Linked DNA regions of Homo sapiens: region 2 is linked to region 1. Evidence: chromatin contacts called from ENCODE Hi-C or POLR2A ChIA-PET data. All regions are on one chromosome and are shown on one strand. The core of a region is the stretch at or near the end of the contact, and the rest is flanking DNA. Distances in the headings are between cores, read along the strand shown. Region 1 holds the start of GLI3 (GLI family zinc finger 3). Region 2 overlaps GLI3 (GLI family zinc finger 3).

The links. A loop is a pair of places that touch in the nucleus more often than their neighbours do. ChIA-PET counts read pairs that join two places held with the same protein, here RNA polymerase II (POLR2A). Pooled maps may share reads with other maps.
Region 2: a loop to region 1 is called in a map of MCF 10A, with 9 times the contacts of the local background. The contact joins the enhancer-like site here to the promoter of GLI3 in region 1. A Hi-C loop is called at or near these places in 1 of 168 maps with a recorded cell type or tissue (MCF 10A) and 2 of 50 pooled maps. POLR2A ChIA-PET finds 5 or more read pairs at or near these places in 3 of 52 experiments (A673, MCF 10A and PC-9).

Annotation. Positions count from the first base shown.
Region 1 is chr7:42,234,373-42,238,802 of GRCh38, reverse strand. It overlaps GLI3 (GLI family zinc finger 3), which reads left to right and starts at 1,594. Exons shown (of 15, transcript NM_000168.6): 1 at 1,594-1,832. RefSeq lists an enhancer at 869-1,850.
Region 2 is chr7:42,066,248-42,070,583 of GRCh38, reverse strand. All of the region lies in intron 4 of GLI3 (GLI family zinc finger 3), which reads left to right. Among named protein-coding and RNA genes, the nearest start is that of GLI3, 170 kb to the left of the region's middle. RefSeq lists an enhancer at 4,087-4,336. Within about 2 kb of position 1,493, at least 3 of the 41 ENCODE cell types and tissues checked have a DNase peak (open chromatin) inside an H3K27ac peak, as active enhancers do.

The DNA.
Region 1 (4,430 bases), core at 345-2,844:
ACAGGGGCTTTCTTTTCTTTCTTTTTCTTCCTGTGTTTCCCCCCGAGAACTCCTTTTTTAAGTTACATGTCCAGGTTGGATATATTAAAATGACGCAGATGAACAAGGACTGGATGGTCGAGGAAGGAGGCCAAATAACTTTTACTAGCATGGGCCTCTGAAAATGAAGCAGGGACAGAGACACTTTGTAGCTCAAGGAAAAGCGGCACGTTAGAGACCAGGCTCCAAGCCTGGGGTCTTTGTTTTTGTGTCTTTTATAAAGTGGCCCATAGGGACAGCAGGCTGTGTGGTGGGAGCTCCTCCTCGCTTCGCGGATTTGGCCCCGAGGGCAGACGAGTCCGGTGGAGAGAAAAACCCTGAACTTCCAAAGGCATCATCCCGCGAGAGGGAGTTTCGGGGATGGCTTTGGGAAAATGTAAAACAAGGAGATGGGGAGCCAAGGATGGGGGGCGGTGGTAATCAGAGAAGCCTTAAAAGAATAAAGGGGAGTCCAGCCCTTGAGCAAGAGTGAGAAAGAGAGGCTGGGTGGGAGAAGATGGGAGCAGACAGGACGCAGCACGAGTGCCAGGGCGCGCATTTGGGGGGTGTCCTGGCGGTGTGGAGAGAGAAGAGAGAGGGCGCGGGTGACATCACGCCCGGGCCCCCTTCCCCTCGCCGGGTGGGTGGGGCTTCGGCGCGCCGGGAGGGCGCGGGGTCAAGTAGGGGGAAGAGGAGGAGCAGGCATGAATGTGTCTGTGTGAAGACCGGGGAGGGGCGGAGGAGGAGGAGGAGGAGGAGAAGGAGGAGGAGGAGGAGGAGGCGGCGGCGGCGGCGGCGGCGGCGGCGGAGGGCGGGGAGGGAGCGCGCGCGTGGCTCGCGGCGCCCGGGCTCCCCCCCAGCCCCCGACCCCGGCCCGCGACGCGCCGCCTCCCAGCCGCCGCCGCCCGCCTCGCAGCTGGGACCCACTCCGGGCTTGGGGACCCGGCGGGCGGGAGAAGCGGGGGCTCCCGGCGCGGCCTGGAAGGAGCGAGAAAGCAAAAGTAAGGCGAGCAGCACTCCAAGTTTTCCCAACTTCGCCCCCTGCGGCGGCAGGCGTCCTGCTGCTCAGCGCGTCCCCTCCGAGCCCGAGAGTGGCTGAAAGAAAAGGGACTGGGCGGGGGCCGGGGCGGAGGAAGAGAGAGTGCGAGGGAGCGAGGAGAGTCCGGCAACATCTGTTAAAACTTGGGGGAGGAGGAGCGCGGGGAGGAGGAGGAAGAGGAGGAGAGAAGGGAAGGAGGGAGCGCGCGGGAGGGGAGCGCGGAGCCGAGGGACAACTTTTCCACCCCGTGAGTAGTGCAGGCGGTGCCAGGTCGGGGCGGGGGGCTTCTCCACCCAGCACGGGGCACCAGGCCGGGATGGGACCTTTTTCCAGAAAGTCGATTGGATGCCAGGAGAGGCGTACGGCTGGGGGTTTCTTTCTTTCTCTTTCCCCTCCCTCCCGCGGTTGAACCAAATCAGAACTGTCACTCAGGGCTTGTGAGTCAGAAGGGATCGGATTACACGATCCCCGAAACTGATGCCGGAGCTGCACGAGCGGGAGGGAGCGGGCAGGGGCAGCGCCACCGGCGCGCTCGCACACTCGCACTCGCGCACACCCGCCGCTCCCACTCACCCGCGCCGCTCTCCCGCCTTCCCCGCGCGCCCCGCGGCCGCCCGCGCCGCACCATGCCCGCGGCGGGCGCACCCCGCGCCCAGCCCGGCCGCTCGCGGTAGCCGTAGCCGCCCGCGGCCGCGCGGAGCGGGGAGCCGCCAGCCTGCGCCCCGTCCGCGGGTCTATGGGAAGTTCGGGGACTTGACAGCCGCTGCCGCCGCAGGTACGTCCCGCTCGAAGTTCTTTGTTTCGCGGACCCCGCAGCCCGCTCCTGCGGCCGCGCCCGCGCCTCCGGGGCCAGAGGTGGTCCCCAGCGTGGGGACGGGATGGAGTGAAAATGGCTGTCAAAAGGCGCCCAGATTTAGAGAGCCGCCGGTGAGGCGTCCGAGCAAGGCTTGCATTCGCTCCCTCCTCCTGGAAGGTCCTTTCCGAAGAGTCCGACCCGCGGACCGGCCGGAGACGGATTGGAGAATTTCACCTCCCGGAGGGGGGACGAAGTTTGCCGCAGTGGTGGCGGCGCCCCTCGCCTCCGCCCCCATCCAAAGGGTTCAGAAGAACTCCGCGAGCCCCGCACGCGCCTGGCTCCTTCCTTTGCGCGGTGGCGCTCTACGGCTCGGGCTTCGGGCGCGCACGGCGCTCGGGATGGGCGGAAGGAGGCGGGAGGCATGGTGGGTGCGCGCGGGGACCTCCGCCGCGGGGGCCGCCGCCGCTGGGGCTTCTCCAGCCCGGGCTATGCTTCGGAGGGCGGGGGTGTGGTGTGAGCGGATGGAGAGAGGCGCGCCTTCGTCGTCATAGAGGAAAAGTGAAAGTTGTACCATCTGTATATGATTTGGGATTCTCTTATTTCTTTTCCTTTCCAGGGGCAGCGCGCACAGACACACAAAGTAACCGTGGTCCATGCAATAATCATTTAAGGTGCCGCGTTTACACAGAGCAGCAGGGGACAGTTACTTTCTTGAGTAGCAGCGGGAAAACGGGCGGGAGAAGGCAGAGAGGGTGTAAATATTGATCCCAAACTTGCAGAGTTTGTGAAGCGACTTTTAAGCAGATTGTCCGAAGCGGACGCTCCACCCCGCACCCGGCCTTTTATCCTTTCCTGAACTTTGTGCTCCTGTCCCCCATTGCACCTCCTTCTGTAAGATGCCGTCCCCCGAGAGGCGCTGCACCCCAGGCTTCCCTGCCTGACCCCGCGTGGAAAGAGGATTAAGGAGGCTCCCTCCGCCGCTGGTCATCCTGCCCCAACTTCTCATCTCCCCAGTGCAGACTGCCGGGTAGATTCTGGCCTTGGGTACAGTGCTCATGGCCCTCTGCCAGTTTATATGTACATATATTTATGTAAAACATTTTCTCCCAGCTCTTTGCCAGCTGTTCCACATTTTCCAGCTGCCACTTCAGTTTGAAATGATGGACTGTCTGCGTCTCCAAGTCAAAGAACCCTTTAGTCAAAGGTATGGAGGGCCGGCCGCTGTGCAAATACATGGCAGTGCCATTAGCCGGGCTGGTATTATTAGTTCTAAAAAATACCTCCTGCTCCCCTTTTCCTCTCCTCCCTCTTCTCTCCAGTTAGGCTTTCCAGAGCACAGTATATACACTTTGCTGAAAATTCGAGTAATTAGGCCTTTCCCTCTTAAATGTGATTTTTGTACAGAATTTGGATGAGGCCGTTTTTTTAGATCCCTGAAATATGTGTCTGGTGGAAATAAATTAACTTTTAAAAATAAAAGAGTTTCAGCTTGAGCGCATTGGGCATGGCGGGTGGGGGGCCTGCACCCTGGCCGTCTGAAATGAGCTCTTTTCAGTCTATTTAAGGCAGGAACCATTCATCCTCCCCATGCTACACTTTTTGTGTTGTTTGATGTCTTAGCATATTATAGACCGAAATCTACAAGAATTGACCTAAAGTATTAATTTTGAGTATTTATGTAATTGCTCGGTAATTTTGAATAGGTGCCTTATTGATTGATTCCTGTAATTATTTCATTTAGGTTTTAGATTAAAAATTAATAGTAGTCTGACAGTTTCTTAATTACATGTGTCAAGATTCTTTTGAAGGAGGAAAATGCTATGTTTTAAAATAGTGAAATAGCCTCAAAATCTCTTAATTTTTCTAAAGCAGAACAGTATTTCAGTTGAGGGGATATATTAAAGCTGCCGGGACTGGTTTTAACAATGTAAACTCTGTGAAGTATCTGAAGAATTTGTTTATGTTAGGAAATATTGGTCTTAACGACCTGGTACACAAACACTTTGGCCAGTTAAACTATATTCAAACCTAAAACAAACATGAAATAACATTTAAATTAGTTGTAATAGCATGCTTATACAGAGTAGAGAGTTTATTTTATACTAAAAGCTATTTAATTAGAAACTCCCCGCCTAAGGGGAGATCCTTTCAGGGTATGCAATTCTTAAAGTCAGCCTAGGGAAGCTTTGGTTTAAGATGCATGAATGAGTCCAATGTGAGAGGTGTCTAGTGAAATTTCACACAAGCAGAAACACTTTAAAGATATAGATTGTATTATTGTTAGTAGGCTGGTAGGTCCAACTCAGATGCCTACCAATTCCCAGTGCCTTTAACATGCTTGTGTTCCTTGACTGAACCTTGATATAAACACATTTCTATTGTATATCTAATTTGCAAAGGACCATAGACAGAAATGAGAAAATTCAATACTGATGAAAAATGGCTCTGTAGAGTTATTTCATTAATTATTTAATGAAAGAATTGTTAATTTATCAATTCGATGTGCAAGCCTAAAAGTTGGACTTTCCTTTGTTTCTTGGCCAGTGAAGTTTCCTTAATTACCTGCATGCTGTAAGC
Region 2 (4,336 bases), core at 244-2,743, 170 kb after region 1:
TTATTAGTCTCATTTTAAAGACATGGAAACCTTGACATAGAGAAGTTACTCAGCTTACAAGTAGGTAGTGCCCTTGAGTTAACCCAGGCATCAGACTCCACACCCTTGCTCCGGACTTCCATGCCTTGCTAGTGAAAATGAAGACCACAGACTTGGCTGCTCTAGTTTCTACTTCCTGGATGAGCACAACTATTTCTAACAGTACCTGATAGGAAGTTTTCAGTGTTACTGGCTGTCATTGTCTTCTGCAAATTCCCAAGGTGGAAATACAGCAGTGTGCGAAGAGCCATAAAAAGCCACGTTCAGGCCTTTTGACCTAATGTACCTATTGAGTAACCCAAAAATGAGATGCTTATCAGTCTTTGCTGCTGTAGAATGTATGACACTATACAATAGAACAGTTTACATATTCAGCCACTGGAGTGGTTTGGTAAATTGTGATTCATCAACTGGGTGGAGTGTTGACCAATACTTAATCACATTTGAGAAGACTCTGTTAGAACATGGGTAGATAATAATTAGTGATTATAGCGGTAAACCCAATAGAAGGGAAGCCATGTTAGAACACAATGTGTATCTGCGTAGAGCCTTCTTCCTTCAGATACCTATGGCTTGCTCCCTCCCTTCACACATTTCCCTGCTCAGTTTCTGCTTCTCAGAGAGGTCTTCTGTGAACAACTACTTAAAACAGGGATTGGCAAACTGTGGCCTATGGGCCAAATACGGTTCATGGCCTGTTTTTGTCAATAAAGTTTTATTGGAACACAGTGACATTCCTTATTTAGTATTATCTGTGGCAGCTTTAGCAATACAAGGGCAGAGTTGAGTAACTGTGACAGAGAATATGACCTGGAATGCCTGAAAGATAAAAGTTTGCCAACCTTGGTCTAAAATAACACCCCCTCTCCATCTTCACTCTGTACTTCTTTCTCTGCTTTATTTTTCTCTTTTTTATGAGCAATGCCATGTGTCATGTTTTCTACTTTTATGCTTTTCTACTGCTATTGTTCACATTTTTCACTGCATATCATGTCAAATCAAAAAATAAATGTCTTATTATTTGGTTATCATTTCTCGTGATTAACTGAAAAAGTTTAAGTCCTGCCTAATTTTCAAGAACTATCTTAGGCCACCTACATACATAGTTTCCTCATAGTTAGGAAAAGATGGTTGAGTTTCAATTCCTAAACTTTTAAAATTCTGATGAGCGGGCACATAAATCCAGATCCGCCGATACACACTTTACTTTGCGTTAAGAAACAACCACAAAACAGATAAATTGTACTCAAAGGGTGTATACTCCTTTCTGTTTTGCAGTATTTCTAATGACTGAAATACTGAATTCGGTCCTCAGTTGCAGAGAAAGCAGGCCCTAATTATAGTGTATATTCAGAGTCTGAGCCCCAGCTTCTTGGATAAAATTCCTGTGTTCTTTGTGCTGCGCTCAGCAGCACGGTCCAGGAGCAGATATTGACTGAGGTATTCACGTTCACTGAACCGGAAGCCGCCGACTCTATAGAGGCTGCTGTCAAACCTGTTGCGGGGGCCTGGGAGGTACTGGGCTGTAACAGACTTTTTTCTTTGAGTACAATGCTTCCACTCATGTTAAGCCTGGCTTCAAAGAAAACAGAAATTTACTGTTGTCATTTTATTTATTTTTTTAAGTATGTGTTTGAGAAAACTGAACTTTAACAGAATTTGTCCTGATGGGAAGACACTTTGAGGTTAGGTTTATATGGTGAATACTGCCTAAACTGAAGCTCCCTGCAGCCTTTCCTATGTGGCCGTCTCTCCCTCACTTAGGTAACAGAGCCCCACTTTTTTCACCTAAACAAAGACATGCCATTTCCTATAGCCACACTGCAAGCTGAGTTCATTTCAGACCTTTCCTCGGGGGAACAAAGGCCAATGACACAGGGCTGCCTGTCACTCATTGTTGTTATTGTTGCATCCCCATCCCTGCCCCGGGGAAAATCACACATCAGAAAATAAATGTTAGCAGATATGTTTCCAGGAACCTGCTTGCTAACTTTTTGAGTATGAAGTAACAGATTAGCCAGATTTTGGATCTTCAGTGACCCAAGCAAGCTAAGCACACTAAAAGGAAATAGGAGGAGAGAGGTGGATTTTGAAACTCATCCTTGGAGCTCTGAGAAAACTAGGGATGTTTTGGCAGAGAGCTATACTGAAACAAATTTGAAAAATACAATCTTGGCCATTTTTAGTTTTGATGTGGACTTTGCAAAAGGCAGACCAGAGCAGAAATGGGCATGATTGTGTTGCAGTTCAGTAAAAATTAACAAGTTAAACGGCTTACTGGCCTGTGTTTACCTCCTGTGCTGACTTAGCTAATTTGGTGACATTGCCTCAATTTTTATAACTCTGTGTTGAAAAACATCAAGTGCGATGCTAGAAATATACTCTGCCTCTTTTCTCTTGTGTGTGTCTACACACGTGTGCAGGAAGAAAATAATGCAGGGAGAATGGTCAGAGTGGCAGGAACTGCCTTAGAGCATGTGAGTGCATTTCCAATAAAGATAAAAGTGAGTGTCTAACCCAAAGCCATAGGTTTTTAAAAATCCCATCACCTAATATTTTGGCATGTGCAGCATCACACATGTTTATAAGTGACAGATATTTAAAATTTTCTTATGCAATACAGGGAGGTTACAGATTCACTAAAAGAAAAAGTTCTCAGTTGGGACTCTTACAGGGAATGGAAGCCTGGCCCCAGACTGAAAATCTGAACTAATACCAAAATGAATTGTGTGTACAGTTGCCCTTGAAGACATTCTCTTTAAGGCTTTTTTTTTAAGGTTCCCCCATACAGGGTCCCTCATTGCCTGGAAGCACCTGTAAATTGTTCCTAAGGAGCCCTGTGCATACCATGGCCAAGTCTAGTATGGCCTAGGTAGCCAGCCTAAGGGAGTTAGGTTAACTGGGCACAGTAAATGATTCCCTCAGGCCTGACAAGGTTAATATGTCTTTCAAAACCTGGGAACAAGTTACACATGAAACAGGAAAACTGCCAATATTCTTCTAAATACATTCAAATAGTATCCAAATATTGCCAAGTTCACCATAAGTGAATAGTATCTCTATCATCTGATGGGGAGTGGGGAGAGGGAAGCTCTAGAGTTAAATGAATTGCCTCATTTGCAAAACAAATCACCAAACCATGTTGCTTGAATATGCTTTACATTTTTAAGACAGCATGGAAATAAACATTTCCAGTTTACTAAAATGCTTCTTGCCTCTGTTCAAAGTAATCTCTGGTTCCCCCACAGAGCAAAATCCCCATATTCCTAGCACCCATTGTCGTTAACATATACTATGCACACTAAGGAAAGTTTTCAGGAACAAATTTAGAATTGTAAGTCCATAACGTAAGCAATCAGACCTCTGAAGGGGCCTCTGATTTTTCATATGTTATTTGCCAGGGATATAACAAATTAATATTAGAGTTATGTTGGATTATGTTAATACTTTTATTACCTGCCATGTTGTATTGATTTATTTAAAGTAAGTATTTTATGTTTTTTTATATATCTTCACTATGTTACTGTATATGCGTATGTACCCGTACAGCACTCACTTCTGTCTGTGTTCCTTGTAGCACTCTAAGCCTGTCCTTGGGATTAGTCAGCCAAAGACAGCATGGTCTTCCATCTTAAAGGAAGTAGTCAAGAGGGGGAAAAGAAGGTCAGCCTCAAGTATTTTAATCTTGTTTTAATGACCAAAGTCATTTCAGGGCTGCAGTGATACACGTAGTCATTGGATTGAGGGAAGAATAGTCCAAGTCAAGAGTCCACTGGAAATAGAAGAGTGAGGCTGGAGCTGTGAGCAGAGGTGCAGCCTTCTTCAGAAAGCCATGCTAGGCTCCATTCTCGCAATTGAATAGCTGCACGGTTGTGGATGTTGTATACTGTTTGTGAGAGAGAATTTTCAAAGTTTAAATCCTTGAACACTTCTGGAGTCTCTCTTCATCCTCTGGAATGTGGGGAGCAGGCTGTGGGGATCTGACCCAGGAGGTGGGTACACTTCCAAAGGCCTTTTCGTGATCTGAAGTGCGATCCAGAGATGCACTGCACCATATTTAATTTGTGTTAACCTCCCCACCTTTCCCCATCTTTTAACCCAGACAGACTGGACTTTTTAGTTACTTAGGTTATTATTGGTGGTGGTTTCTGTGTTTGTTGGAGGAGGGAGTTGAGTTGGAAGTTGGGAGTTGTGGAAGTTGAATTGGAAGGAGTGAAAAGTAGAGTCCACCCCCTTCCCCCGAGTGTATTGGAGAGAAACATCCTTCCTTGGTCTGTTTGCTTTGCAAGGGTGTCCT